2 separate regions of the Homo sapiens genome follow, and region 2 is linked to region 1. The links are chromatin loops, found by intact Hi-C in ENCODE. Cell type or tissue: dorsolateral prefrontal cortex. All regions are shown on one strand. Each heading gives the region's core, and the rest is flanking DNA. Links, peaks and the distances in the headings are about the cores only.

The links. Peaks named below come from ENCODE experiments on the same cell type or tissue, not always from the same donor. Only the 100,000 strongest peaks of a DNase experiment are listed, where the experiment ranks them.
Region 2: it touches region 1 in a loop (1.8-fold over the local background); 3 of 110 quality-filtered maps call a loop at or near these places.

The regions. Positions count from the first base shown.
Region 1 is chr20:21,600,911-21,616,497 of GRCh38, forward strand. LINC01727 (long intergenic non-protein coding RNA 1727) reads left to right here. Exons shown (of 4, transcript NR_109880.1): 2 at 11,638-11,773; 3 at 14,473-14,617; 4 at 14,752-14,812. LINC01726 (long intergenic non-protein coding RNA 1726) reads right to left here. Exons shown (of 5, transcript NR_109878.1): 4 at 11,442-11,767; 5 at 9,877-10,361. Among named protein-coding and RNA genes, the nearest start is that of LINC01727, 39 kb to the left of the region's middle. In dorsolateral prefrontal cortex, for the core only: CTCF peaks have their summits at 7,544 and 7,838; DNase peaks (open chromatin) are centred at 7,221, 7,611 and 8,501; H3K4me3 peaks cover 1,052 bases; H3K27ac peaks cover 4,330 bases; H3K27me3 peaks cover 4,481 bases.
Region 2 is chr20:21,546,501-21,562,087 of GRCh38, forward strand. No RefSeq gene overlaps it. Among named protein-coding and RNA genes, the nearest start is that of LINC01727, 16 kb to the right of the region's middle. In dorsolateral prefrontal cortex, for the core only: no CTCF peak of the experiment used is centred there; a DNase peak (open chromatin) is centred at 8,670; H3K4me3 peaks cover 1,072 bases; H3K27ac peaks cover 1,477 bases; H3K27me3 peaks cover 601 bases.

The DNA of each region.
Region 1 (15,587 bases), core at 4,135-12,134:
GTCAGGAGTTCGAGACCAGCCTGGCCAACATGGCAAAACCCTGTCTCTACTAAAAATACAAAAATGTGGTGAGCACCTGTAATCCTAGCTACTCAGGAGGCTGAGGCAGGAGAATCATTTGAACTCAGGAGGCGGAGGTTGCAGTGAGCTGAGATTGTGCCATTGCACTCCAGCCTGGTTGACAAGAGCAAGACTCTGTCTCAAAAAAAAAAAAAAAAAAAAAAAGAAAGAAAGAAAGAAACTGAGAATCCTGGCCTCCCACCCTGCTTGAGCGCTCAAGCAGCACCAACTTACCAGCCACATATCTGAAGAATCCTGGAAATGAACTCCTAGACTCCATTTGAGCTTCCCCAGTTGACACCAGATGAAGCAAAGATGATGTTCCCCACTGGTCCAGGCTGACATGCCAGATTCATAAACTAAATAAATGATGTTTTTAAAAAGCCACCAAATTTTTGAGTGGTTTATCTATGCAACAGTAGATATATGGGAACAGATGTGCAGCACAGCATCTGCTGTTTAGTAGTACTTGATGAAAGCTCACAGTGATTATTATTACTAATATTATTCTTATTGTTTAAACTGCATTATTTCCTCCTGACCACTGATGAAGATATTTGGAAACTGGACCAAAAAAGTCAGGAGACAGAAATCTTTTTGGAGATTTCTCTACAGAGCCTTAATGAAAAATGTAGGATTCTGACTCATGACTACAGTTTAGTGCCCATGGAATTATAAAAACAGAAAGAGTTCCATGTCCCTGTCTTATCAATTCCTCATCTTTAGATTAGCAAACATCCAAACTACTCAAACGTGGTATTTTCTCCTGCTATCAGAGCTTTTAGAGGGGAGGGGCTGCAACTTATTCTTCTAGGGGCAGGGAAGCCCGTAAAAATCTCCCATGACTCCATGGGGAAGCTGAAGGAAGTTTGAACTGAATTGTTGGTCCAGTGAAGTACCCTGGACCAATGCAGGGGAACCATGAACACCACCGAGATGATGATGAAGGTGGCATGGACTGCATCATGGGGATTCTGAGGACAGAGATAATCAGACTTCAGGGTTCTATTCACCGTTTCTCCTGTGAATGACGCAACCTCTGGCTGGGGTTCCTTTCACAATAAACATCAATAAGCTCGTAGACAGCTATTTTGTCTTTCTTTTTCTGGGCTGGTTATGCAAACTCAACTTTCTTCATTGCTCTTTGCCAAATCTCCTCTACTGTTTTTTCCACACACACTTGAAAGTGAGAAGACTAAATCTAGACACAATTAGAGTTCAACCAAGCCTGCTTAAAACAAAAGGGCTGATCCCTGACCCCCACATTTCATACATGTGCAAGTGCTCCTAAGGGCACCATTCTCACATGCTACCTTTATAACTTTTATTGAGCTTAGGGTTCACTATAACTCCCAGATTTTCTCTATCTCCTGATATCTGTGCTCTTTTTTCTTCCTCCCAATTGTTACTGCTTGGCATAATGTAGCCAATCCCAATTAATACACTTGGCTGACAGGGCCCTCCATGATTCTTACCGCTTTTCTGGCTTAATCTTACCATTCTCCCGCTTGTTCATTATATTCTTGATATATTGGCCTTCATTCAGTTTTTTAGTCCAGCTAGCTCTTTTTCTTTTTATTGTTCAATGTGCCTGGCATTCAGTAATCTGTAGCAAATGCAGTCAGTGCCCCATTCATATCCCCTCAGCATTCACTATCAAGGGCTTCCTCCTAAGCATATATGACGTCTCCACCTGAGGCTTCCTGGGGCTTGGGAAGAAAGCTCTACTGTGGGTAGGGAGGGCTGGAGGTGGGGATTGGGTGGAGTGGGGTGGGGGGAGAAGGAAAGCGTTGATCCACTGGAAGCAGCTCTCAACCATGGTGGATGGGAATTTGTGAATCAACAATCCACCTTCATGTTCTACACCGTCTCCCCAAATTCCCAAGCTGGAAGGGCTGCGCCTCCATTGCTCATAGCACTAACTTGCTCATTGGCGCTCTTCCCTGCCTTATTTCCTCACTCCCCTACCCATGTTTATTGAAGTAATCTCTCAAATAACTACATACACTCCAATCCTTTTCTCAGATCGAAGACATAGGGGTTTATTGTATGTTTGTGGTTATTATTAACAGCAGAATGGCTATGGTAAAACAAAATGTCTCAACCAGGCACCTCACAAGGTGCAACCAGCTTCAGTTCATAGAGGGTGTTTTGCAGTTGAAATACCTGGTTATACTCCAATAGGATTCACATTCATTCATTCAGCCATTCAGCAAATATTGATTGAGTGCTTACTCTTAGCCAGAGGTAGGGATTTCAGCATCAGAAGTGGCTGCAAGTGGTTGCAAATCTGAGTTAGAATTACTGTTGGGAAAACAGAAAGGTAGCCCTAATTCCAGGGAAATAGAAAGGCAGCCCCAATCCCTTCCCACTCCACTCTCTGACTCCATTTCCCTTTCCCTCCCCTCAGCATTCTGGCTGCTCCTTAAACAGAACTCAGTCAGCTCCCCTCTGAAGTATTCCACCTTCTTCATGAGATCTTTAGACCTCAACCCCCTTTCTTTAACAGCTGCTCCTCCAACCCCTTAGCCTGAACTGGTTCCTCAGGGTGAATCAGCCTATCTCCTCTATCCCCTCTTCTAAGCATTTAGTTTCACCTCCCTCTGCTTTGGCATCACCTATTACCTAGATATGTCCTAGACTATGGCACGGCACATGCCTACTTGGAACTGTGTCTCCCTTTCTAATTTGTAATAGACATACATGGCGGCTGTTGTTGCCATAACCATATCCCACTGCCCTTACCACTTCAGGGGCACACTGGCCCGATTTCCAGCTGGCTGCACCTGCATTTATTGATCTGAGCTTGACTTCCCACCTGTGCAGCGATCACCCACAGGGATGGCAGGCTTGATAATGGGCCCTTTCAAGGCTGCTTCCTTTCCCTATCCCACCTCCCTATTCCTCTACCGATGTTTTATTCACCTTCCAAATAAACCACCTGTGGCTGAATCCTTAATTTAGGATCTGCTTCTGGGTTAGCCCAAACAAAGATTTAGTTTTAAATTTATAGTTAATTTTAAGCAAAATATATGGATTTCTATTTTTTGTTCCGTCAAGTACAGACACTATATCTTAATTCTTTTTTATTTTATTTTACTTTAAGTCCTGGGATACATGTGCAGAACATGCAGGTTTGTTACATAGGTATACATGTGGCATGGTGGTTTGCTGCACCTATAAACCCATCATCTGGGTTTTAAGCCCTACATGGATTAGGTATTTGTCCTAATGCTCTCCCTTCCCTTGCCCCTCACTCCCCGACAGGCCCCAGTGTGTGTTGTTCCCCTCCCTGTGTCCATGTGTTCTCATTGTTCAACTCCCACTTATGAGTGAGAACATGCGGTATTTGGTTTTTTGTTCTAGTGTTAGTTTGCTGAGGATGACGGCTTCCAGCTTCATCCATGTCACTGCAAAGGACATGATCTCATTCTTTTTATGGCTGCATAGTATTCCATGGTGTATATGTACCACATTTTCTTTATCCAGTCTATCACTGATTGTCATTTGGGTTGTTCCATGTCTTTGCTATTGTAAATAGCGCTGCAATAAACATACGTGTGCATGTGTCTTTAGTAGAATGGTTTATATTTCTTTGGGTATATACCCAGTAATGCGATTGCTGGGTCAGATGGTATTTCTGGTTCTAGATCCTTGAGGAATCGCCACAATGTCTTCCACAATGGTTGAACTATTCAGAACTTGTTATCGGTCTATTCAGGGATTTGACTTCTACCTGGTTTAGTCTTGGGAGGGTGTATGTTTCCAGGAATTTATCCATTTCTTTTAGATGTTCTAGTTTATTTGCGTAGAGGTGTTTATAGTATTCTCTGATGGTAGTTTGTATTTCTGATTCTTTTCAGTCTAAGATCAGATATTTCCCCTCCTTTCTCTTCCACCTTTTCTCTACTTTTCTATATGTATTTTTAGTTCTGTCTTCATTTTTACAGTGTTTACGTTGCTAACATTTACTTTCTGTAATAACATTTGAATAATCTTGAGATTTTTTTCCCTATAAGTTGTTTCTAAAAGTTGAAAACCAATAAACTAAGTATACATTATTATGCCTTTATATCTATCTAGAATTGCAGGGCCAAGTGGTTTTGCCTTTCCTTCTTCATGAGTTCCATGCCAAGAATCCTACATCACTCAAAGGAGGATGTTTCTAGCACCAAGGGCAAATAGAGTCCCCCTTTTACCCACCATTGATTTCTCACAATCATGTCACAGTGTAGTCTGTTTTGCAGTGCGAGCTTGATTCTCTTGTGCAGTTTTATTTCCCTAGTACTCCTCCTCTTATCCCAGGTTTTGCTTTCTGCAGTTTCAGTTACCTGCAGTCAACTGTTTTTAGATTTTGAGAAAGAAAGAGAACACACTTACCTAATTTTTATTACAATATATAGTTATACTTTTTCTATTTTATTATTAGTTTTTGTTGTTAATCTCTTACTGTCCCTAATTTATAAGTTAAGCTTTATTGTAGGTCTGTATAGAAGAAACAGTATACATAAGGTTTAGTACCATCTGTGGATTCAGGTATCCACTGGGGTTCTTGGAACATATTCATTGAGAATTAGGGAAAACTACTATATATTTTTTTCTTGTAGAGATATGTCACCACATCACAGCTATTTTTAAACTTCTTACTGATTCTATCAGTTGGTTTCATCCCAGTCTTTCATGAATATATTCTTTGTGGAGCCTACTTATTTTCTGTTCTGATTTGAAGTTTTGCTTTATAGACCTACTTTACAACTCTCACCCTTGCATTTCTTTTAGTTGCACTTTAGGGCTCATTCTACTGTTTTTTTGTATATGACTCTTTCAGTCTATTAATTTTTATTCTTCTTTTGTTGTGGCACAGCCTTAAGTAATTTCTGTGAAAAAGATATTGGGAAATTTACCTTCTGAGTCCTTGAATTATTAAAAATATGCTTATTTTATCTCAGATTTAATAATAGTTTGGTTGGGTATAAAATTCTCACATACATTAATTTGAGTATAAAATTATTGTAAATTAATTTTCTGATAGAAACTTCAATACTTTTCTGCATTGGCTAATAACACCCAGTATTGTTGATGTTAGTATGATCCTCAATCCTTTGTATATGATCTAAGTTTTCTGTCTTTAAGCATTTTATATTTTCGTTATATCCTTGGGATTCTGATATTTCATAAGTATGTACACAGTTCTGAATCCTTTTTCACTCATTTTGCTGGCATGCTGTGGGCCATTTAAAGATGAAGATTCAGATTAAATTCTCTGGCAGCCTTTCTTCTGTCATTGCATGTCTTTGATAATCCCCTCTCCACTACCCCCGTGCCCCGGCATTTCATCTGAAACTGCTAATGCTCAGATCATTTTCCTGAATTGACTCTCTATGCATTGTATCTTCTCTATTATGATTTTGGCCATTGTGTATTTACTCTGGATTCCAGAAAATTACCTTGACATTATTTCTCAACATTTCCATCTGATTTTCAAAACCAGAAAACATATTTTTAATTTCCAAGAGCTCTTTCTTATTTTTTGTTCATTTTTTTAGAGCATTTCATTCTTGTTTTGTAGATGTGATATAATCTCAAATCCTTCTGAGGTCATTAATTAGAGTTTTTTTTTTCTTAATTTCTTCTTTGGTTGCCTGAATTGTGTTTGTTTCCTCTGGCGTTGTTTAGTTTTGTTTGTTTGGTGCTTCTGCTTTGTGTAGTAGTTAGTATTCTCCATATTCTTGGTGATCTGTTTCGGTGTTCATTTTTAAGAAGGAAGACATGGATCCATTTTTCTAGGTAACTTGGTGTGCACTTTTGCTGCTGTAAGCTGTGTGGCTTGGGTGAGGCGCCTGCATGAGGGCAGGGCTAACTGACTGATAGGCTTCACATTAGAGAGAAGAGGCAGGCAAGGAGGTTTTGGGCCTGGGGACCCCCAAATGCCAGAATGAGGAGGGCATGGCCATGGGTGCTTTTACACACTCTAGGAGTCCTGGATCCTAACTCCTAGAAAGCGTGTTCAATTTAGAAAAGAAAGCTTTGTCGTCGCTGTTGTCTTTCTCTTCCCCAGGAGCCAGAGGTACAAGCTGGGTGGGCAGCCTGCCCTCTTTGTGCTCAGAGTTGGAGGAAAAGTAGGGCAGGGTGTAAGAAATGAATGGTGCAGTGGGTTGGGAGTACGTTTTTAATTCCTCTCCTCTTTTGCAGTCCTTTTTCCTCAATTGCTCAGCCCTGGTCTGCTGGCTGAGGAGCCTGTGTCCTGCTGGCAGGGTGGCCCTTTCCCTGCTGTCCCCTCCTGTGCCTTCTGAGCCACCGTTTCCCTCACACAGCCTTGTTCATCAATACACTCCGGCCACGCAGGCCCTAGCATTGTTTTTTAGAAACCTCTCATCTTTTGCTTGTTGGTTTCCTTACTGTTATCCTTTGATCTTAAGAGATTTTTATTCCTTGATTCCTCCATGTTCAAGGTGTCTTAGGAGAAGAGGAAGACAAATAGTATGCCCTGTCTCTATCTACAATTTGTCCCTTTTTTAAGATTTCTACTTTGGGTTAATTTTCCTGGTATTAGAACAAGTCTTGCTTTTGGCCAAGCCCAGGTATGGGGAATAATTTGGTGTTCCTTTCAACAGATGTTTCAATATTTGTTCATTTGAGGAGAGGTGTCTGGGAGGGGTGCTGGACAGCAGCAGCTGGTGGTGGCTTGACAGGTTCTTGGCCATCCCAGGTGACTGTGCCTAGTCCCTAACTCACAGGCCCCAGCCCACAAAACAAAAGCCAGTTCTTAGCCAGCACCATCCGCTCTAGGTAGAAGTTCACTGACCACCTGTAGTTACCTAAGCTTGACTCCTGGGAACTCTGATTCCCTACCCCTAGAAGCTTATTATAAAAAATCTCCTTTGGCCACACTAGATGAGACATGCTCCGGTGAGTGCAGTTTTCTTCATGTGATTCTATTTCCAGTGGCGTTTGGGCATCTCTCATGGAGAGCTCTCCCATTCACGGGCACCTCTGTGCAGGTGGGTTTCCAGGAGAGCCCAGCTGGGAGCACAATTCGGGAGAGTTTCAGAGCCCTCCTTCTGTGCCCAGCAGAGCCACTCTAAGATCCACTGGCGCTGGGACTGCGCCCACTCTTGGCTGCCTTTCCAGGCCATTCAGCAGCCCATTGTTTGCCACAGCCACACTCGAGTCTCTCGGGCTGTGCCCATTTCCAGCAACTCTGAGCGGGGTCACCAATTAAAGGAGGAAACAAAACGTTTCCTGAGCCGGCGGCCTCCGGCTGGCTCTGCTTCCTGTTGCTGTGTGAGTGCGGGGTTCTCGCGTTGCCCACGGCTCCCACCGTTCTCCGTGTGTGTCCCTCTCCACGTCTTCATTATTCCTCATTAGCTTTGGTTTCCTCTCTCCCCCTCCCCTTTTTACACGTCTGTTATTTCCAACCCTTTAGCCACACAAAATGAGGGGTGCCCTTTTCCTGTCGCCTCGGGAGTCACTCCTCCCTCTGCCGTCACCTGCGGATGCCAGGCCATGGCACTCGGCCACTTCTCGGCCACAATGGGAGCTCTCAGAGCCGGGCGGCGCGGCCTGGGCCGGGTGCCAACATGCCACAGCGAGGCAGCTCGGCCTGCAGAGGGGCGTGAGCCTGGCAATCAGACCCTCGCAGAGCCGCCACCGACTTGCTGTGGGGTCTGGGGCAAGTCACTTGACCTCTGCTTAGCTCCTCGTCCCGGAGAGGAAGTGAAGATGGCTTTCCTGGGACGCTGGAGGAATTACCAATGAAGGCAGGATGCCTCCTGGCCCAGGCCTAGAGACCCACTGCCAGCCTCTTGGATGGGTGATTTTGTGCATGCTCTCAGACAAACACACATACACACACACACACACACAAATACACATGCACATGTGTAGACACACATGCAAGCATACATATATTCATGCATTCATATATGTACTCATAGACAAAAACATAAATACATATGCACAGAGACATACAGACATACATTTACACACAAACACACATGAACAACCAATGCAGACACACACAAACACATGCACACTCAGACACAAAAATATTTCCACACCCACACAAACACATTTATATACAGACTTACACACTTTTTGTACACTTATACACACAGTCACAGACTTATTCTTACCCAAAATATGCACATATACATACACACATTTACACACAGACATACACACTCACATACAAATGCATGTTCACCACATCAAGGATACATATAAGTGTGTGTATATGAGTGGGTTTCCCAATGAAACAAATATAAACCAAATAAAATTTCAACTTCTCTTTATGAAAACAAAACAAACAGCTTGAAATCTCTGGGATTTTGCCTGTTCTTTTCTTGTTATACAGCAGTCAAAAGTCCTTGGCCTGTGTGTGCTAGTCACTGTGCCAGGCACAGTGAGGCATATGACAAACAGCTGATGTGGCCTCAGGCCTTGAGAGACTTATGGGCTATTCGGGGAACACAAGCCAATGACTCAGGGCACTGACATGCTAACACACTCGGGTAGAGAGCTTATGGGAGGGTCCAGCTGTGGCACAAAAGATGGAATGTTGCATCCTGCCAGAGGAGAAGGATCAAGGAGGGCTGCATGGAGGCAGGGGCTCTTGATTTGGATGGCCCCGCCAGATCAGGGCAGACCACTCATTTAGCTGGGCTTGGTGTCAGAGCCACAGGCAATGACTCTGACTCCAGACATGCATGTGGAATGTGTGGGAAAGAGCAAAGGGTCCCATCAATTCATTCTTCTTTGAAGAGGTGGCTTCAAGTGCCTGCCATGACCACAGTGGGTTGGGGGATTCTCAGCTACATCTGGGCCACCGCAGGCATCAAAGCTGGAGAAGCAGAGCTGACTGCCCCTCGAGCACCTTCACACCTAGCCTTGCTCGACACTGTCAGTGAACTCTTTGCACGTTTTTCTTCTGTAGCTGTGTATCTGTGGTGATCGACTGTATTTTTCAAAGGCAGTTGCATCAGTATTTTTGTTCCACATGCTCTTCCAGAACCTTGCCTCATCTGCACCAAGAGGTAGTGTCTGTTTCCCTCCCCTTGCACTTTGTTGCAAGGGTATGGCTTTGTTGACTACCTTGGTGAATAGAATGTGTGACCTTGGGGCTATGTCATGGAAGGTGGTAGGGTTTCCTCATGGTTCTCTCTTTGGGTCAAGTGCCTTGGGAGCCTGGCACACATGGGAAGTCCAACTGCCCTGAAGCTGCTGGGCTGGAGAGACCATGTGGAGAGACCACATAAGGACAGAGAGAGATGCTGGGGTCAGGGAGGACCCCCTGCTTGTCCAGCCCCAGCTGTTAGCATCTCCCCAGGGCCGGCACCAGCCATGAGTGAGGGGCTTTCTGATGACTCCATTCCAGTCTTTGGGCTGCCCAGCTGATGCCTAGTAGAGCAGAGATGCACTCTTCCTACAGAGCCTTGTGCAAATGGCATCTTCAGGAACCAAACAAACTTGCTGTGGGCTTAAGCCACCAAGTTTTGTGGAGGTTTGGTACCCAGCAACAGACAACTGGAGCATCAGTTCAAGCAAATGTTTGGTCATGTTTGCCCTTAAGGGCTGAGACAAACCTTGCAAAATCTTGGTTACTCTTGGAGGTCTTATTCAAAAGGCAAAGTCTTCACATGTGGACTTTTAAAAAATTGCACTCCTCCTGGAACACTGGAGAGGAAAAGCCCAAAAGATCCAAGGTGCCTCTTTACAAGCAGGTGGCTTTATCTAAACACACGATCATACAAACCACCTGCTGTCCTGCCTTTTCATGAACTTGGCTTCTTTTCTACCAGGTGTAGGGAACACAACCATTCAGCATAAACAACACTTACATTGGGCTTAGAAAGTCTAATGAAATGAAAGTGACAATCCTGGCATATTTGGGATTAGTCTTTGAATCCGTATGGTTCATTCTGCAAGGCAGGCTGACCTCCCACACTAGCAAAGGGACAGACCCTTACAGCCAGGGATCTCTAGAATGGAGAGCCGCCTGTTCCATCTGCTTCATGATGCATGAAGTACCTTGAATGTGCCTGCTAGTCAAGTCATGGAAAGTTAAGAGACAGAGAGAGGACATCTTGACTTAAAAATAGATGTTTAAGTGCATTTTCAATCCACCATAGGTGAGCATTTTCATAAAATACAATAACAGGCTGGGTGTGGTGGCTTACTCCTGTAATCCCAGTGCTTTGGAGGCCAAGGAGGGAGGATCACTTGAGCCCAGGAGTTTGAGGCTGCAGTGAGCTGTGATGGCAACCCTGCACTTCAGCATGGGCTACAGAGTGACTCTGTCTCTAAAACAATAAAAATAAAAATACAATGCAATGACAATGAATTACTAAGAAAATGAAATAAAAATATACACTAAAATTCAAGCCTAAAATTATTATTAGATTTAACAGACCTAAAGTTACCCTGCTTAATTGGTATCAAAGTCTCTAAGTGGTTGCCCTCCAAATCTCCACCCATCTCACTGCAGATCAGCACAAATCTTCAGTGCACAAGCTCAGGTGCCCAGGACCACTCACTGACTAGCACAGGTCTAGAGAGCAAACAGAAGCTATTTTCAGGAAGGCAGAGTTGGAATGGGAAAGGTGCGAAGGAAAAAGCCGTAAAATATGTGGGACCCAGGTGTAAGAAGTAAGAGAAGTGGGCTGTCTTCAGCAGGGGAAGCGCCAAGACAGAGAATGTTAGGGTTCCATACAGACTGACTTTGTTCACTCTTTGTTTTTTAGCCTGAGGTTGATCTTAAGATCAGATTAAGAAAATGTGGCACATATACACCATGGAATACTATGCAGCCATAAAAAATGATGAGTTCATGTCCTTTGTAGGGACATGGATGAAGCTGGAAACCATCATTCTCAGCAAACTATCGCAAGGACAAAAAACCGGACACTGCATGTTCTCACTCATAGGTGGGAATTGAACAATGAGAACACATGGACACAGGAAGGGGAATATCACACACTGGGGCCTGTTGTGGGGTAGGGGGATGGGGGAGGGATAGCATTAGGAGATATACCTAATGTTAAATGACGAGTTAATGGGTGCAGCACACCAACATGGCACATGTATACATATGTAACTAACCTGCACATTGTGCACACATACCCTAAAACTTAAAGTATAATAAAAAAAAGAAAAAGAAAAAACACTGAACAGGAAAACACACACACACACACACACACACACACACACACACAAAGAGTCTCCACTGGAGAGAGGGTGGACAGGGCATGAGGATTTGTAACTTCTGGCATTCTGGCAGAGACTGGTATTAGGGCTCCTTTAACTGAAAGCAAATTCTATTTCCAGTCCTTCAGAGACACCAAGTAGGCTCCAAAGAGCCTGGCCAAGCACACAGTCCTCACCCCACAGTATTCTTCTTGGACGTTTGAACCTTGGAGTTGCAGGAATTCTGAGGATGCTTCAGCGTGTGTGTGTGTGTGTGTGTGTGTGTGTGTGTGTGTGTGTGGTGTATGCCAGCTCAGTATCTAGCAATCAACTTCCATGGTGGCATGACACTTGTAGCATGGTTGACAGATATGTCCTTTCCTTCTTGGATAGTGTCTGTTCTAACACGTGCCATTTGGGATCCCTTGGAATCTTCATGTACAGAACTGGTTGCTGCCTCGTTGAGTCGGTGGGGACAGAATAGCTCCTGGTTGACAGCATGGGTTGTGCAGAAGGACGGATCCTGCAGGTAAATCACAGCAGATCTCAGCCATGTTTGCAAGTATGTTACTTAAAAAATTCCAATTCTAATGCATTTAAGAGTTTTCATGATTCACGTCATTTTCACCCCTCTTTCATTCTGCTGTGCTTTCTTGCGTGGAAGGGAAAAGCATAGCCTTACAATTCACAGGCATCACCCACTCCTCTCTCACCATTATTGCATCTCATGGCCCTCAAATCTTACTGATGTTTTGTTACCACTTATAGCAATTTGAGGTTAATAAAGAGTTTCAAATCCCAACATTTTTGGGGGGAGCCTTTATAAAAATCTCATATGATATTTATGTCAGTTTAATAAAATATGATGATACCCAGCAATTTCACTTTCATCATTTAGACCAAAGGAATATTTGTACACATGCATGAGGCAGTATGTGAAAGGAAATACATTATGGCAATTTCTGGAAAAATACGAATTTAGAAATGCCCTAAATGGCCATCAAAACGGGGATGGACAGATAAACTCAGATTCATTCATACAATGGGATGCTCACAAGACATATCTGTAAGTGGGAACATGGAAGTGTCTCAAGATGCACTGTTGACCGAGGAAAGCGATTTCCAAATAATACACGCAGCACGATAGCATTGCTGAAGGAAACAGAACCTCATAAACTACAAAGCGTGACCACAGGTTTTCTAAGGGTACATACCTCATAGAAAATAATTTGTAGTGCAACATCCAAAACGATGACAATATCTCCTGTAGTAGGAGAGGAGGAAACCGAGAGCAGTGGTGCTCAAAGGGGATTTTTAGTCTTACTTGTAATTCTTGGAGTTTTTTTTTTAATGAGGAAACATTACTCATGTCTTATTTATGTAGTAATAAAATCATGTCAGAAATCTGGGTATACTGATGAGCATGACTATCACCCCGGCAACGTCTATCTGAGTAAAGGCCAAATAAAGACGAGAGAAAGAGACAAGAGCACTCACAGAGCAGTGCTCAAGGCCAGGGCCCATGACTCCAACTGCCAGAGCCTCTAGCTCCAGCTCCACCCCACAACCCACCCTGGCTGCGGCAGCCCTCAGAGGTTTCCTGGGCTTGCTGCCAGCTGTGGGGTTAGGAAGTTAAGAGAATGAACCCTGGAGCCAAGCCACCTGGCTTCCCATTTTTCCAATCTTTCCAAGCGATGCGATCCCTGGGGAAGTCAGGCACCCCTCAGTGCTTCAGCTCCCTTGAGTGTCAAGTGGGTACAAAAATATGGGGGTGTTATGGGAGTTAAATTAAATCATATGACCAAAATTTAGAATGGTACCTAGGACAGAGACATCTCCAAGTAAATATTATCTGCTACTATTAATCTTCAAAAGCTTTTTTTTCTTCCCTAGAAGTTTCTTTAGGGACTCAGATGTTTAATTTCCACTAAGACCAAGCCAGCTCCAAAGCCTCCTCCTTTATTTCAGATCCTTGATAAGTAGCAACATGGGAAGGTTTAAAAGAAAGTCAGGTCCAACATTTCCTTGTATGAATGGAGAAACTGAGGCCCAGAGACGCAAGTCTCATTGCTGATCCTCCCAGGAAGTTAGCAGAAGAGCTAGCCCAGACGTCCTCCCTCCTGACCCCTCTGGCCAGCTCTGTGACCATTGGCACTACACACTCCTCTGACAGAGGAAAGAGCGGGAGCTGAGCTGGGCGCCCTGGCTTATGCTTGGAATCCCAGCACTTCGAGAGGTTGAGGCAGGAGGATTGCTTGAGCCCGGGAGTTCAAGACCAGCCTGGGCAACATGGTGAAACTCCATCTCTACCAAAAATATAAAAAATTAGCTGGGTGTGGAGGTGTGCACCTGTAATCCCAAGCTACCTGAGAGGCTGAGGTGGGAAGATCACGTGGGACTATAGTGAGACATGACCACGCAACTGCACTCCAGTCTGGGCGATGGAGTGAGACCTTGTCTAAAAAAAAAAGGAAGCTGGAATTGGCTTGTGGAACAACAGAATTGTAATTTTTCTCAAAAGACTGACTTATTCCACTTTGGAAAATGGGCAAAATACTCCTGCAGCTCCGGCAACATTCTATGGGGTCCTCAGTTATGACCGTGACAATGGTACAGACAGGCTCGACCCTGCTGGTGCCACAGAGCAGGGACTGTGGGAGCCTGAAGATGAGCTTTCATGGCTCCAGGACAGGACAGAGAGGAGGCACCTCTGCAGGAGGCTCGGAGATTGAGATGTGCTCATTGCAGGCAGGCAGCTGTCCTTCCCATGGATGAGAGCAGCCCCTCTCTTCTGCAATATTGACCAGCAAAGAAAACAAAAACCATCTTCATACTTTTTCAGTAGAAAATGAAGCAGTTTATTTAATATTATTTGGATAACAAGCCTCCACATGAACAGGATTCGAATGTCAGTTGTCTTAGGGGAAAAAAGATTTATTGGTTGGTAAATATTGAGAAAGAAAAGCTGATAAAGAACAGTTTCAGCTGCGGCTTCTGCCCGGAGCAGGAGAACAGGCCTGTGTTGTATTTTGGGGCCCTGGGAAGGCAAAAAATTGTGAATGTCTTTCTTTGTTGGTGGGTGTAAAAGTGGAGCCCGCTACAAATAATTTCTTATTTCTTGTCGCATAGATTTTAAATTATGTAGCTTCCCTACCTTGTTAAGTATTAAAGCGGTCTTGTTTAAGGAAGAGACACTTAAATAATGAAGCTTATGTATCTTGTTTTCAGACATCAATATCTGGCTTTGAGTGGCACAAAGAAATAAAGGAATGTGGATTCAGACCTCACTGGGATGCTTGGCAATTCTAATTCTACCCCAGACTGCAAATGGACACACAACTGTTGTGACTTTTGTTGAAGAGGAGAAGGATGGGTGAGCATGTGACGTTGGGAAATTGTATTTTCTTCTTCGAGTTCTTCTGTTTCCGAATATTTAATCCTACTGTTTTCTTCTTTAGTGAAGGTCTCTTTAGTCAATAATCTCTTTGCTGAAATTGCTTCGGGCAGCACAGAAGCTGGATTCAGAAGCACACAGGTCTGGGGATGCAGGCTTCGGCCAGCCTGATGCAAGGAAAGACTGCCATCTCGTGGTCAGCTCAATCCTGGCACCTTGGTGAGGGACCAGGCTGCAGAAAACCAGGCTTGGGGAGGAAACGGTGCTGCAAACTGGATTTCTGCCGGACAGTGTGGATGCCCTTAGAAAACACCCAGAAAAGAGCTGAGTGCCCCCCAAGGTAGGCTTCAGTGAATCCTCTGCAGGTGTGTTGTCATCCCTTGAGCCAAACACATGCTTCACACACACGCTGCAGGCTGCGTGAAAATGAGGTAGAAATGTGGGGAAAACATAATCCCATGGAGAGAACAAAGAGCTGAACACGTAAATGCCTCCGGCGTGCCTGGCAGAGAGAACACTCAGGCTGAGAGAAGGGACAGTGACTTGTACCAAAGGTAGGCAAGTAGCCTCTGGGGTCTCAATCAGCAGGGCATCTGGTCAACCCTTCAGACAAAGTCAGGTCTGAGCAGGCAAGATCCATGGATCTGATTTATTAATATTTTTACAATTAAATAGAATCTGATTGTAAAACTGTTACATGTGTTGTAAGAAAAAAAGAAAAAAAGGAAGGATATAGAAATGTACAAAGAAGGAAATAAAAGACTGGAAGCGTCCTCACCTTAGGGACCCATTATTAACGCTTAGGTGGCCAATCTTCCAGACATCTTGCTACGAATATATTCAAACGGGAATTAAAAATGTACTTTTACACAAGTGCAATCAGACCTTGTACTCCTCTATCCCATAACCTACTTTTTCATTCAACACTATGACAGAAGCGTCTTTCCAG
Region 2 (15,587 bases), core at 4,860-12,859, 54 kb before region 1:
GGAAGGTTTACATGGCCTCACTCAGTGCTGGCACTTGGAACTGTCAGTTGGGGTAGGCTCTCCACGTGGCCCTTGCCCTCCAGGAGATTTCACCCACTTCCTTACAGAGTAGCTTTCAACATCATCAAAGGGTGTTCCAAGGGGCAAAGGTGAAGGTTGTAAGTTCCCTTGCAGCCTAAGCTCTGGACCATGTCACGTTCTGTGGCTCAAAGCCAGCTGACTTGAGGGATGGGGAAATAGAATTAACTTTTTGATGGGGGGAGCTGCAGGACATTACAGCTATGTTTTTAAAAACCTTCCATTTATTGTAAAGCATGCATTTAACCTCACAGAACAGGGCAGAGAATAGTCTAGGGATTGTCTCAAATACCATCTTGAAATGTTGGATTAATTTTTTGGTGGTCTGTGGATAATTTCTTTAGAATGTTCATAGCTGCTATTCATGGTATTCTTACCTCTATATACATCCTATTTTTGGCCTGTGATGGCTACAATATAATCCTGAACATTCAAACACCTAGGCTTTTCCCTTTTGAATGATTACGCTCAAGTAGAAATAATAGATGGAAACCAATAGTTTTTATCCAAGTGAAGGCACTCTAAATGATATTTTCAGGAGGGATTGATGATTGGGAGATAAAAGAAATAAAAACATGATCAAGGAAGCAAACCCAAATGTTTACCAACAGATGAATGGATAAAGAAGTGTGGTATATAGACACGTACAATGAAATATGATTCAGCCTAAAGAAGAAACGAAATTCTGTCGCATGCTGCAACATAGATGAACCTTGAGGACATTATGCTAAGTGAAATACATCAGTTACTAAAAGACAAATACTGTATGACTCTGCTTATACGAGCTACCTAGAATGACGAATTCATAAAAACAGAAGGTAGAATGATGGTTGCCAGGGGCTGGGGAGGGAGAATGGGGAGCTGTTGTTCAGGGGGCACAAAGTTTCAGCTTTGCAAGATGAAAGACCTCTGGAGATCTGCACAATAATGTAGATATACTTAACCCTACAAACCGTACACTTAAAAATGGTTAAAATGGTAAATTTTTATGTTTTTTTTAAGCACAGTTAAAAATTTAAAAATGAAAAAAAACTTGATCAAGGGCAAAAAAAAAAAAAAAAAAAAAAAAGTAGTGCATTCATTCAGAGGTCTTATCCCAGAGTACGGTTCCCAGCCATGGTCTACTTCTGTGCCTTTAGTTCTGGAAGCCTTGCTTCCCAGTGAGAACAGAATCAGGAGACCCTTTGAAAGAAGAAAGTAAGACCGGGAGCAGTGGCTCACGCCTGTAATCTAAGCACTTTGGGAGGCCGAGGTGGGTGGATCATAAGGTCAAGAGATCCAGACCATCCTGGCCAACATGGAGAAACCCTGTCTCTACTAAAAATACAAAAATTAGCTGGGTGTGGTGGCACACACCTACAGTCCCAGCTACTATGGAGGCTGAGGCAGGAGAATCGCTTGAACCCGGGAGGTGGAGGGTGCAGTGAGCCGAGATCACGCCACTGCACTCCAGCCTGGCGACAGAGTGAGACTCCGTCTCAAAAAAAAAAAAAAAAAAAAAAAAAGGAGGAAAGTAAAGGAAAGTAAATAATATCTGGAGAAGATAGGGTTCCTGTCTTAGAAAAGCCCAAATGCAGCCTGTTGGTTGGAGCAGTTGAGTTAGTAAGCCACTCCACAGTGACCAGAAGACCTGCTTTATGCCATTTGTTTTAACTACGTTGCCGCGTAGGCACCCACTCAGCTGAGGGCCTTAAATGCCACCTGCAATAAAATAAAAACCTTACAGTTGCCAACCATTTCATCTGGTTTTGCCCTGAGAATCTGCAAATCCTCTTCCATTGGTCAGAAGTTTCACAGCTGAAGAGATAGGTAATATTCTTGATGAAGTCAGTTCAAGATCAAGACAATGGAAATTTCTTGCAACGACTTTCATCTTCTGTGTCTATTGGTCGCATAACTTAAGCGTGTTGGTATCTCTGTTAGTGGTGAAGTCGGCTGCAAACCACAAAACACCTGACTGCTACGGAAGATATTAACAGGGACTTTTTTCCTTCTGCATAACAGGAAGTCTTGAGTAGGTAGTCGAGGTTGGGTAGAGGACACTTCTGTTTCAATTCTACATCCCTAGGGCTTTGGAATATGAATGATTCATGTTGCCTTGTGGTGGCTAAATGGCTACCGTCCCCTGTCCCTGGAGGCCTCACAATTCTTTTCCAGGTAGGGAGAAGGGGGAGAAGGGTGGAGCACACTAAATGGCAAACAAATGTACCAGCTGAGTCTGTGTGTTCATCTGGAATGCAAAGCTTTTCTGGAAGCCTCTCCCAGCAGACATCTCGCTGGCCCAAACCAGAACCCTACCCTATGACCACTGCTAGCTGCAAAGTGGCTGGGGGACAAGAGGGTATTTTTGGAGTGGGCTTGCTCAGGCAGGTAACAAGGCTACTGAAGTTAGTCATTAAAACCTTCTTTTTTTTTTTTTTAGACAGATTCTCACTTTGTCACCCAGGCTGGAGTGCAGTGGTGTGATCTCTGCTCACTGCAACCTCTACCTGCTGGGTTCAAGCAATTGTCCTGCCTCAGCCTCCCGAGTAGCTGGGATTACAGGCGCCTGCCACCATGCCCGGCTAGTTTTTTTATTTTTAGTAGAGACGGGGTTTCACCATGTCTGCCAGGCTGGTCTTGAACTCCTGACCTCAAGTGATCTACCCTCCTTGGCCTCCCAAAGTGCTGGGATTACAAGTGTGAGCTACCACGCCCCGCCCATCAAAACCTTCTTAAAGGGGCACACATCCATATAATGCCCCCCAACTCCACACACCACTGTCTCTCCAGCAGTCACAAGCTGGAAATGGAGCTCCACCCTTGTGGCAGGGAATGCTTGTGCATAGGCCTCTGAACAGCCAGCCTATGCCTACCATCCACGTCCCAGGTCCTACTTCTAATAACTTCCTTTACAATGATAAATCCCTTAAAGATGGGAAAATTCTCATATCTCAATCTATTTGCAGGTATACCATACCTTGAATTTTGTTTGTGCTTAATATATATTTGCTGATTTTCTGAAGTGATTGAATTCTTTTCCTCTAAAGACAATTCCAGACTGTTCCAGGGGTGAACCTTGGGAATGGAGAATGGGAGCACTTCTTAGCTGGATCTTAGGAACATTGGAGTTTTCTACCAGATAACACTGAATGACATTATCTTTCTGTAAGTTCTCTGTTATGGCTGGTGCTTTAAGCTCATGCCTCTCCCTCCAGCCTCCATCTCTTGCTGGGTCTCTGTTGGCAGGTGTGTACCCAGGTACATCCAGTAGCTGAGTTGGTGACAGAAAGAACTGAAAAAACACAATCTCCAGCCTCCACATGATGAAAATCACAGGGTTGTTTAAATAGAGGGGGCTATTAATATAGATTTGTCCTTTTCTCCCTCCTTCTGCTTAATCATTGTCAGGAGGGCGGTAGAAAATAGTCTGCACACCAACAAGGCTCTGGAATAACTAATTGAATACTATAAACTTCCACCCAGGATTACAAGGAGGGACAGTTGCCTCTCCAGGGTGCTCATTTTGTTTCCGGATCCTGGCACAGGTTGGTCCCAGGCTCCTCTGCCGGGGCGACTATGTCCAGGGCCTTTGGGAACCACGGGCTGATTTGTATGTTCTCATTGTAACAGTTTCTGAAGCCTCAATTTCTGAGGTCTTCCATGGCACACTATAATTTCAGGATTGACAATGATGCTGACAAGAGTGAAAAGAAAACATATTTAGGGAAACAGGAATTTCTCTCAACCTTTATTTTGACATTCAGCAGTAGATGATGGATGTTTTAAATTACTCTTGATAAGAAGCTATCAGTAGGAGTTATTTTGTTTCACAGATACCTGGCAGGTCAAAAACACACTCAAATTGAACAAATATTCTCAAATTAAGTACGGGGAATAGTAAGGCCGAGTAGCTCATGCTGCAGAGAGGAAGCACATCTAAAGCTACAGTGAGTGCTCAAGGGAGCAACTCCTACATCATTTCCACAAGAAGCAAAGAAGAGACAATGGCTGGGAGTCAGAATGGAAATTAGGTGCTTGCTAGTTTAATCTGGAGAGCTGGAACTGACTTAAGGAAGAGGTGGAGAAAACCTACCACCCGGGCTGTCGGGAAGCTGGGGAGCTTGGACTGAAAGAACACGTTGTTTCAAGGACTCTTCATTTTCAAATGTCTTTCACAATTTACTTAATCTCTCCGAGGCCTTAGTTTCCTCATCTATAAAATGGGCTGGTAATATCCTCATTGTTGCTGTGAGGGCCAAGGAAGTGATGCATATGAAACTGCTTTGAAAACTGTGATGTACTCAGCTACGTGGGAGACTGAGGCTGGAGGATTGCTTGAGTCCAGGAGTTTGAGGCCAACCCAGGCAACACTGAGAGACCCTGTCTCAAAAAACAACACAAGAAAACAAAACTGTGATGCATCATGCAGCTGCTTTTCTTTGGATAAATAATATTTGCTAAGTAAAGATAGTAGATGTTCCTCCTTTGCAAACCATTTTCAACTTCTAACACAGCTATTAGAAGTTGTAAGTTACATATATAAAATTTATATTATTTGTAAATAATATTCATTGTGCAAACATTTACTGAGCACCTCTGTGTGCCATGCACTGTGCTTGGTGGCAGAGATATAAATCCATTGATAATTTTCTCACTGTAAATTCCTACAAGTTCTTTCTTTCTTTTTCTTTTCTTTCTTTCTTTTTTTTTTTTTTTTCTGTGACAGGGTCTTATTCTGTCACCCAGGCTGGAGTGCAGTGGCACAATCATAGCTCACCGAAGCCTCAACCTCCTGGGCTCAAGTGATTCTCTTCTCTCAGCACCCGCAAGTAGCTGGACTACAGTAGGGGCATGCAACCATGCCAAGCTAATTTTTGCATTTTTTGTAGATGTGGTTGTGCCATGTTGCCCAGGCTTGTCTCAAACTCCTGGGCTCAAGCCATTTACCCGCCTTGGCCTCCTAAAGTGCTGGGATTATAGGCAGGATCCACCACGCCGAGCCCCTATAAGTTATTTCTTTAAAATTATTGGGTTTACATGGAATACTATGCAGCCATAAAAAAATGAATTCATGTCCTTTGCAGGGACATGGATGAAGCTGGAAACCATCATCCTCAGCAAACTAACACAGGAACAGAAAACCAAACACCACGTGTTCTCACTCATAAGTGAGAGTTGAACAATGAGAACACATGGACACAGGGAGGGGAACATCACACACCGGGGCCTGTCAGGGGGTGAGGGCAAGGGGAGGGAGAGCATTAGGACAAATATGTAATGCATGCAGGGCTTAAAACCTAGATGATGGGTTGATGGGTGCAGCAAACCACCATGGCACATGTATACCTATGTAACAAACCTGCATGTTCAGCACATGTATCCCAGAACTTAGAGTAAAATAAAATAAAATAATTTAAAAGATAAAGTTATTGGGTTAAAGTAAGTGCAAATTTTAAAGATTTTTTATGTGTATTAACCAAATTGATTTCCAGGAAGAGCTTACTCTTTCATAGTTTATGAGAAGTGTTGGTTTTTCTGCCCTTTTGACAACACAGGGCATCATTTGAAATTTTTGTGCTGTCCTGGTTTATTATTTTAATTTTCATTTATTTTGTTGTTAATGCAACTGGATTTTTAAAAAATGTGCTTAATGTATTTTACTATTATAATCATATTAAATTAGTGTTTTGTATAAAGCGCCCACAGCAAAACCAAGCAAAAAAGAATATTGTCCTGTCTCTTTCTTCTACTTGCTGGATCATGATTCTCATGAGTGGATGAGAAGGAAGCTGTGGGCTTTGGCAGGTCTAGAGAGAAGCTTGAAGTGACATCTAGGAAGGAGGGTCTCCCTTGGAGTCTTGGAGGGGCCATCGAGGGCTGAGAGAGACCGTGGTGGGGCAGACAGCACTATCCAGCCTCATCCACAGAGGTGGCATTTTCCAGGCTCTGGCTCCTATAAAGGTGTGGGTGACTTCTGAAGCTGGATCTATGGGCCACCCCACAGGAACAAATGGTCATGGTTGGAAATTCAGATGCCTTGGGAAGTACCAGTGAAAACACTGTCTAGTGGCTGTCTGCTACTCCTGGTTGCTTGAAAAATTTTTTTTGTGTGTTTGGTAGAATACATATAAAATTTCCCATCTTAACCATTACTAAGGGTACAGTCCAGTGTCACTAAGCACATCCATATTGTGCAACCATCGCCACCGTCCATCTCCAGAACCTTTCATCCTCCAGAATGGAAACTCTGTATGCATTAAACAATCACTCCCCATTCCCTGGTCCATGCAGCCCCTGGCAAACTCCATGATATGAATGGAGGCTCTGTCTCTATGAATGTGGCCACTCTAGGTACCTCATATAAGTGGGATCCTACAGGATTTGTCCTTTTGTCATGGGCTTATTTCACTAATGTGTTCAAGGTTCATGCGTGTTGTAGCATGTGTCAGAATTTCCTTCCTTTTTAAGGCTGAATCATATTCTGTTTACTCTTGCAGCCCCCTTTGGGGCCTTATGAGGCTTCTATGTTCATGGAGGTGCCAGCATTATGCTGGGGACCCAGCCTAAGATGAACCCACCTGGGAAAACCTCATGGAACTGAGCTGCAGAGCCTTCCTCACGGTCCTCCCCCTCCATCCCTCTCAGGTCCCCAAAGGAGACCAGGAGGCCTCTCCTGATTCATCTGAGGAGGGTTTGGTGGGCTGGGAAGTGTCCTTCCACTTACTTGGAGCTTTTCGGCAGCCAAATCTCTATCTTTCTCCGTATAATAGGTTCTCTCCCTGTTTTTGCAGGGAGTTGGTGGTGGGATTTGTGACAGTATGGAAATAGTAAAGACAGGCCCAAAGGGTAACCATACAGGAAAATATCTATTACCAGGTGAAAATTCCCCTTTTAAAAAAATGTGGGCTGGGCACAGTGGCTCACACCTGTAATCCCAGCACTTTGAGAGACTGAGGTGGAAGGATTGCTTGAGCTCAGGAGTTCAAGACTAGCCTGGGCAACATAGTGAGACCTCATCTCTATAAAAAAAAATACAAGAAATTGGCTGGGCATGGCGGCATGCACCTGTCCCACCTACTCAGGAGGCTGAGGTGGGAGGATTGCTTGAGCCCAGGAGCTGTGATTGTACCACTGCATTCTAGCCTGGGTAATCCTGTCTCCAAAAAAAAAAAATGTGTAGAGTTTGAACAGTTCACTTTTTTTTTTTTTTTTTTGAAATGGAGTCTCACTCTGTCACTCGGGCTGGAGTGCAGTGGTGCAATCTTGGCTCACTGCAACCTCTGTCTCCTGGGGTCAAGCAATTCTCCAGCCTCAGCCTCCCGAGTAGCTGAGATTACCGGCACCCACCACCACACCCAGCTAATTTTTGTATTTTTAGTAGAGACAGGGTTTCACCACGTTGGTCAGGCTGATCTAGAACTCCTGACCTCAGGAGATCCACCTGAGGGATTATAGGCTTGAGCCACCAAGCCCGTCCGCACACATTTTTTTAAAGAAAGAAATTTATGCACACCTTTTTGGAAAAGCAGGCAACTGAGATGGAATGGTCATTCTAGTCCTGTAGAGGATTTAAAAATATGAGAGCACTTTTGCCTTCTCCTACTCTCATGAAGCTGAAATCGTTTATTTATATAACTCCCACCTTTGGCGTGAACTTCAAATTAGACATAGTGTTATCAATTAATGTAAGAGAAACCCATCCAGAGAGGGGAGTGAGGCAGCTATAAAACCAGGTGGAATTGAATGCTTATAAAAGAGGTTCGACAATGTGATCTTCATGTCCTGGACTCCTGGGAGATTTTCCTTGAACTGGTTCACGTAGTCAAAAGCCTTACATTCTTTTCTGAAGGACAGTTGAGATCATTTTAATCATAATGGAGACTATATGCCGTGAAAGTCTTTAAAAGAATGAGAGGGAGAGTTTGCACGGTGAAGGATATAGAGCAGGCTGGCTTTGAGCTTACATTAGCATGCACCACCTCTTGTCTGGAAGCACCGCGTACCCTCACTAAGACTCATGATAACTACGAAAAGTGAAGCGAGGCTGGAAGAGAGGCCACGGATGTTAAGCATGTTAACATTTCCATTACATCTAAAAGCAGAAAATGGAACAAATAAAGCAGGTTGGGTTTTCTTCCCCCAGTATAATATATGCCAGAATGTCACAAGAACTCATTGTCTGCAGTGAATACAAAAATATGGGCAATTCAGGCTGAACAATGGAAACGTTGGTGATTCCATAAAAGCATCCCATTCGCATTAAGTTCATCTGGCTTTGTTTTATCCCTATTTTTTCCCCCAATAAAGCTGTGTCTTGAATAATATGATCTTTAAAGTTTAAGCTGCATATAGAAGTGCTTCTTCTTTTCCTCTCCACTTTCTCTGGTTCTGAAATGCAAGAAATGCAGAATAAAAGACAATTGAACCATCGTATTTGTTTTTTCTGCCCCTTCTCTCCAGTTAAATGCTGTTGTGATTTTGATGTAAACATCCTAGTAATTTTCACAGGAAGTGGGTGCAGGGATCCTAGCAGTGTGTCTGTTCAATGGTACTGTTAGGCGTCTTTTTGTTCAAAGGAGGACTTGTTCCAACGCCCTGGCACTGATCCAGTGCAGGCAGCCCGGGGACTTGGTGGGCCACCAGGGCAGGTGGTCCAGGAGCTGGACTGTGCACTTAGAGGGGAGGCTGGGTGGTCTTTTCTTTCTACTCGGGATCTCCTGCTCTTAGAAGACCGGCCTTTTGGGATTGAGTCTTTGAGGACTCAGAAGTGATTTTGACCTTGAGCTGACATTTTCAGAGTGAACGAGCTTGCTGAAAGGATGGCAATGTGCAATGTTTGGCTCTCCCCATGATTACAGAGTTGAGTTTAAGAGACAGAGGGAGTAAAAGAAGATGACATTTGAGTTTTTGTGAGTCTTCATCTTATTCCTTTCTGCCTCTCGTTGGAACTGACTGCCAATTCAGAACAAAACAAATTGTGAAAACTCCCCTCCTGTGTCACTCACCCCTGGCCCTCGGGGCCCAGAGTTGGAACAAATTAGGATGGCTTTTGACATTAGGCACAGGACATAAAGCCACAAAAAGTTTGTCTATCCACAAAGAAGCAGAACCTTTGGGTAGACCCATACACCCATACATATATCTACACAAAACACTGTGTTTTCAACCCAACAAGAAAATCATATTTCTCAGTTCTGTTTGACTTCCTCAGCCTTGTTTTCTTATCCCTGTTTCCTTCCTTCCTCCCTCCCTCCCTCCCTCCCTCCCTTCCTTCCTTCCTTCCTTCCTTCCTTCCTTCCTTCCTGCCTTCCTTCTCTTTGCTGATCCTTCTGAGTCTTGAGCCAGGATACAGGGCAACACTCAAGACTGTCCTCATGCCCTTTCCTTTCCCCTGTGATGACGACTCCCAGACGTGTTTCTCAGGCCTGCAGCTTGAGTGCACATGATGAGCTGAAGGCTGGAAAAGTTGAGAGGCCAAATCAGTTCAGAAAATTTATTAATTTAAATTTTTTAATTTAAAAAAGGATTTCATATTTTACCCAAACAGAAATGATCGATACCCATGTACCCGCCAGCTTAATCTGACTGATGTTAATATTTCCCCTGTCTTATCTTCGGATCTCTCTCTCTCTCTCTCTCTCACACACACACACACAGACACACACACTCACACACAAAGTTTTTACTATTTTACTGCTTGTGCTCCTAAACTTTAGCTTGTGTTAGAATCCCCTGGAGAATGTGTGAAAAGGAAGGTTCTGAGTTCCAAGTCCAGGAAATTGGATTCAACAGGATGGTGGTGGTAGGGAGGTGACCCACATCTACTCTTTCTCCTGGTGGATTGTAAACCTTCAACGAGTGTTATCTTTTAGTAGTAATTGTAACAGTGGCTGCAGCAATATATATTTCTGTTTTGTAAATCCTTTGTATCTTGTAGTAATTTTAGACTTACAGAGGGGTTGCAAAAACAGTACAGAGAGTTCTGTTTATTCCTCACCCAGCTCACCCCACTGTTATTGTTTTATGCAATCATAGTGCAATGGTCAAAACCAGGAACTTACCATGGATGCAATACTAGTGACTGAACTCCAGGTTTTATCTGGATTCCCTCAGCTCTTCTGCTATGTCCTTTTCCTGTTCTCAGGTGGAAGCCAGGACCCCACATTGCATTCACAGTCATGTCTCTGTAGTGTCCTCCCATCTGTGATGGTTCCTCCGTCTTTCTTAGCCTTTCATGACCTTGGCAATCTTGAAGAGTACTGGTCAGTTATTTTGTAGAAGGTCCCTCAATCTGGGTCTGTTGCACATTTGCTTTGTAACAAGCACCCGAGTGCCCCTGACACAGGCTGTCCTCAGACCACGTTTTGGAAGCACTGCTTTATACCTGGTTTTGGATCAAGCTTTTTCCAGGTTGATCCCCATATGGTTCATAAACATCGAAATTCCAAAATATAATCCGTCCCCAGATTTGGGAGCTCCTCACCTTTGGAGATAACCAAAAGCATGTGTTCTAAGCCTTGACATGTTTTGAACAATTCCAGTGAACTGTACCATGTACCATGGCTTTCTAAAGTGACTACTTTGCAGAGAGAGACACTCCTTGGAGGCGTGACGGAATGATAGCTTTTTAAGGGATGGCAGAGGGACTGGAGAGCTTACTTAATTCTATCTCTCTTCATTTTACACAGAAGAAAACTGAGGCCCGTTATAGGGGCATGATTTGCTCAAGGTCTCAGAACTGGTTGTTGGAAGAACCAGAAATAGAAACCAGGTTTACTCATTTTCAGCCTCGTGTTCTCCACCCCTCATCCACCCCGATTGTTGTTTATAAGCAGTCGCTGTATCACACCCAGCAGCAGTGATGAGCTCATACCCTTCCCTGGGCTGGCCCAAGGACACAAGCGGGCACAGGGCTGAGGTGGGGCTCCTCATGGAGGTGGGCGGGGGGCATGCTTTGCAGCCTCTGTCATCCCCCAGTGGCGCCGCTGCTCTTGGCCACACCTGCCATACTCAGCTCCGACCTTGCAGAGCTTGCTGCATGGCCCCACATTTTTAAACAGAGCTTTCTCCCAAGTTGCAGGAGCTTTTGTTACCCAGCACAGCGGTGGGGGCTGCTCATGGTGTGCAGAGTGACTCCAACAACGAGGAAAGTGACCGGGTAAGTGTGGTAGCCTCCTGACCTGCGAATGAAGAACCCGGAGGATGTGGAGGCTGGTTCTACAAAGTGCCTCAGGGTGACTGCTGTTCAGATGAACCAAATCATCAATGCGCCCTTATCTACTCTTCTTCGTCACTTTTGCTTCCTGCCACCCCCTCACAGGGGAGCTGCCTGTCCTGAGCACAGGAACCGCATCGGAGGGAACCCAAGCTAAGCCAGGAGGTGAGTGCCCGTTGCCTAACCGCCAACTGTGGCTGTGCAGGAAGGTGGGCCCAGAGGTGCTAGGTATTTTTTTTAGGGTGGGGTGCGGTGGTCAAGTTTACTGAGGTATGATTTATCGGTAGGACAATTCACTCTTTTTAGTGTGCAGTTCTGTGAGTTTTCAGCAAATAAATACAATAGTTGTGTAGCCACCACCAAAATCAAGATATAGAGCAGTTCTGGCACTCCCCACAAAATTCCTTCATGCTCATTTTAAGCAACACCCTCCCCACCCCAGCCCCTGGTGGCCATTGACCTGAAGTTTAGCCTTTTCCAGTAAGTCATGGAAATGGAATCAGACAGTGGACAGTCTTTAGAGTCTAGCTTCTTTTCCACTGCATGAGGCATTTGAGATTCACTCATGTTGGTCATACCAGTCATGTGTTCTTTTTATTACTGAGTGGTTTTCCAGGACATGAATGGACCAGTGCTTCTCTTCATTCACCTGTTGAAGAAGATTTGCGTTATTTTGGGGTAATTATGAATAAACCTGCTATAGACATTTAGGTGTGTATTTTTGTGTGAAGATAATTTTTCATTTCTCTAGGGTAGGGGAGGACATACAGTAAGTGCATGTTTAACTTTATAAGAAGCTACCAGGCTGCTTATGGATGCAGGTTCCAGTTGTTCTGTGCCTTCTTCAGCACTTGGTATTGTCAGCTTTACTGATTAAGTCATTCCAAGTGGTATCTCATCGTGATTTTAATTTGCATTTCTCTGATGACTAATGATGTTGAGCATCTTTGTTTGGGCATATTAGCTTCTTGTATATCTTTCTTTGGTAAAGTGCCTTTTTGAAGTTTTTGGACATTAAAAAAAATGGGTGCTTGTTTTGATTTTTAATTTTTTTCAAGAGATTCTGGAAATTGAGATTTTTACACGAAATCCTCTGATTTTTAAAAATAAAAACCAGACGAGTCGCGATGGCTCACACCTGTAATCCCAGAGCTTTGGGAGGCCAAGGAGGGCAGATCGCTTGAGGCCAGGGGTTTGAGCCAAGACTGACCAACATGGTGAAACCCCATTTCTACTGAAAATACAAAAATTAGCAGGGTGTGGTGGCACATGCCTGTAATCCCAGCTACTCAGGAGGCTGAGGCAGGAGAATCGCTTGAACCTGGGAGGCGGAGGTTGCAGTGAGCTGAGATCGCACCACTGCACTCCAGCCAGGGCGACAGAATAAGACTCTGTCTCAAAAAAAAAAAATTAAAAAAAAAGAAAAATTAAAATGAGAACCAACTTAAGAGATTTAGAGAGAGCAGGTGGCTTCTCCAAGATAATGAAGCATTGGGTTTTCAATCCCAATTCTTCTGAATCTAAACCCAGTGTGCCTGCTGCTACCCCAGGGATGTTCACATAAACAAATCCAGAGCAAAATACTGAGCAGAAAACCCCCACTTGTGGCCACATTCTGTGAGTTCTGCTTTATGGTCATACCGGTATCCCAGAGATGCCTGAATCTGAAACTTGCTCGCTGAGGGGCTGAGACAATTTTACTCTCATTAGGATTTACCCAGTAACGAGTCGGGTAAAGGTCTCACTCAGAAACAGACTAGGGTCAAATTCGTAGAGACAGAAGGTAGAACGGTGGTTGCCAAGGGCTGAGGGAGGGAGAAACGGGGAGTTGTTTCACTCATAGAGTTTCAGTTTTGCAAAATGAAAGGAGTTGTGGAGATGGATGGTGGTGATGACTGCACAACAATGTGTGTTAATGCCCTGGGCTGCATGGTTAAGAATGGTTCAGATGATCACTTTTATGTTATATGTATTTTATCCCAATTTAAAAAAAATAAAAAATAACGACAAAAAGAAATAGACTACAAAGAAACAATGCTGTTTTTCATCATTCTCACACCAATTAATCCCCAGAGCTGTCTTCTGATTAAAGACCACCACTGTGTCTTCATTTCAGGGACAGATGAACCCCATCTTGAGACAGCACCTCTGGATTTTATGCCATCCTCATGAGTGACCAAGGTTTCTTTAGAGCTTTTATGCTCATGAGTTACATTCTGCATTTGGAGTCGAGGGTACACACAGTGCTGCGCTATAAAGACATTAAATGCGAGTCTGCTATCTTTTGAATGTCAGAGAATCCCACATAAACATGGTTAAAGAAATAGACGAACCCTTTAGGAAAGGGGTCTCAACAAAGCACTCTGCTCTCCTATTCAGTGGGGAGGTGGGTCCAACGGTGGCGACAATGATTTTCATGGATGTGGTTCAAGGCTGTTCTGAGCAGATGCGTCAGATTCACGAGGGACTGCAGCCCCTGGTGGGGCTGGGTTCAAGCATTCCGAGGGCCCCGCCTGAAATCCACGCTCTCATTATCAAGGAAACCACGTGCATCCCTGGTCCTTCTTAAGAATCTGCGTTCAAGGTCGTTATGGATGCTCTGTGATTGTGAAGGCTCTTTCAGGCCCACCCTTCCCATGTGACGGGATGGTTTCACTGGGTCTCATGTGCTCAAGGTGAGCTGGGTTTGTATAACCGGCAGTGACTGTTATTCACCGGGAAATGTTCAAAGCCTTAGGGCCAAAACCTGTTTATCTATAACAAAGGGAAAGTCCCCAAGTCATCTGGGTAGATCATCTTAAAAGAGAGGACTCTTCTATTTTATAGTTTTCCAAATAGTGAGGGATAAACGGTCAAACAGGTAAACTCTCTGTCCCTCAGCAAAACAACACACAAACAAGTGATAAAGCCCCCCTTGCCAGCATAGGGGGACTCTTTCAGTGTTTGCGGGTGGGTTTAATCTCCCTGGGCTGTTATAGACCTTCCTTCCATTGCACTCCTAGAGGCTTCAATGTTATAGGATGGCACTTCTTCATATTTAATCACTTCTGTACAGCTTCCTACATTTTTGCTATATTCACAAATCATTTACATTTACTTTGTAATTTTCATTAAATCAATTTTAAACCAATTTAAAAAATTTACTTAGCCGTAGCCAGTGGCTTTCAAAGTTGAACATGTATCAGAATCACCTGGAGGTCTTGTTCAATGACGTATGGCTGGATCTCCCCCTCAGGGTGCAGTAGGTCTGGGGAGGGGCTGAGAATTTGCATTTTATCAATTTTTCAGGTGATTCTGATGTTGCTAATTAGAAGGCTACAGTTCGACAAATACTTTTCTAAGCAATAGCATCCCAGGAATCATGGATTTGATATGGCTTTTTAAAAAGAGGTGTGTTGGCTGGGGGTGGTGGCTCATGTTTGTAATTCCAGCCTTTGGGAGGCCGAGGTAAAAGAATCACCTGAGGTCAGGAGTTCAAGACCAGTCTGGCCAACATGACAAAACCCCGTCTCTACTAAAAATACAAAAATTAGATAGGCATGGTTGTGGGAGCCTGTAATCCCAGCTACTCAGGAGGCTGAGGCAGGAGAATCGCTTGAACCTGGGAGGCGGAGCTTGCAGTGAGCTGAATTGCGCCACTGCACTCCAGCCTGGGAGACAGAGTGAGACCCTGTCTCAAAAAAAAAAAAAAGGGTGTGTTTTTTAGATTGCAATTAGAAACACGGAGACATTGAGAAGTGGGCAATAATAAAGCCACTTTTCATGAAGTAGTGAGATCCCCTCCCTACAGTGGGTGTCCTTGTGAAGGAGACCAGGGTGGCGCTCCCTGCTGGCTCTCACCCGCCCCCTGGCGTGGGTGTGCCTACTGATAGAGCCAAGGGCTGATATCCTATCTGGCTCTGTCGAAGGCACAACTTGGGGCAATTCCTTACCCCTCTTTGTCCCCCAGTCTTCCCATATAAGCAGGGAGGTGATGACACTGACTGACATCTAAGGGTTCTGTTGCTCCATCCTGGGGCCTTTTTGAAGATGGTTGCCTGATGGAGGCAGCCTCCAGAAGAGAGGCTGGAATCCCCCTCTGTGGGGTGGCGGGTGCACTGTGATGTTTCATGTATCAGCACTTTCTGAACTGCACTTGACAAAAACCCACCTCAAACTGGCTTGAGCAAGAAAGGAAACTTATTAGCTCATGCCACTGAAAAATGTATGTCTGGATTCAGGTTTGGCTGGATCCAGGGAATAAAAGGGTGCCATCTACTTCGTCTCACAGTCTCTTTTGCTTTCACCTGCCTGCTCCATCCTCAGGCAGGTT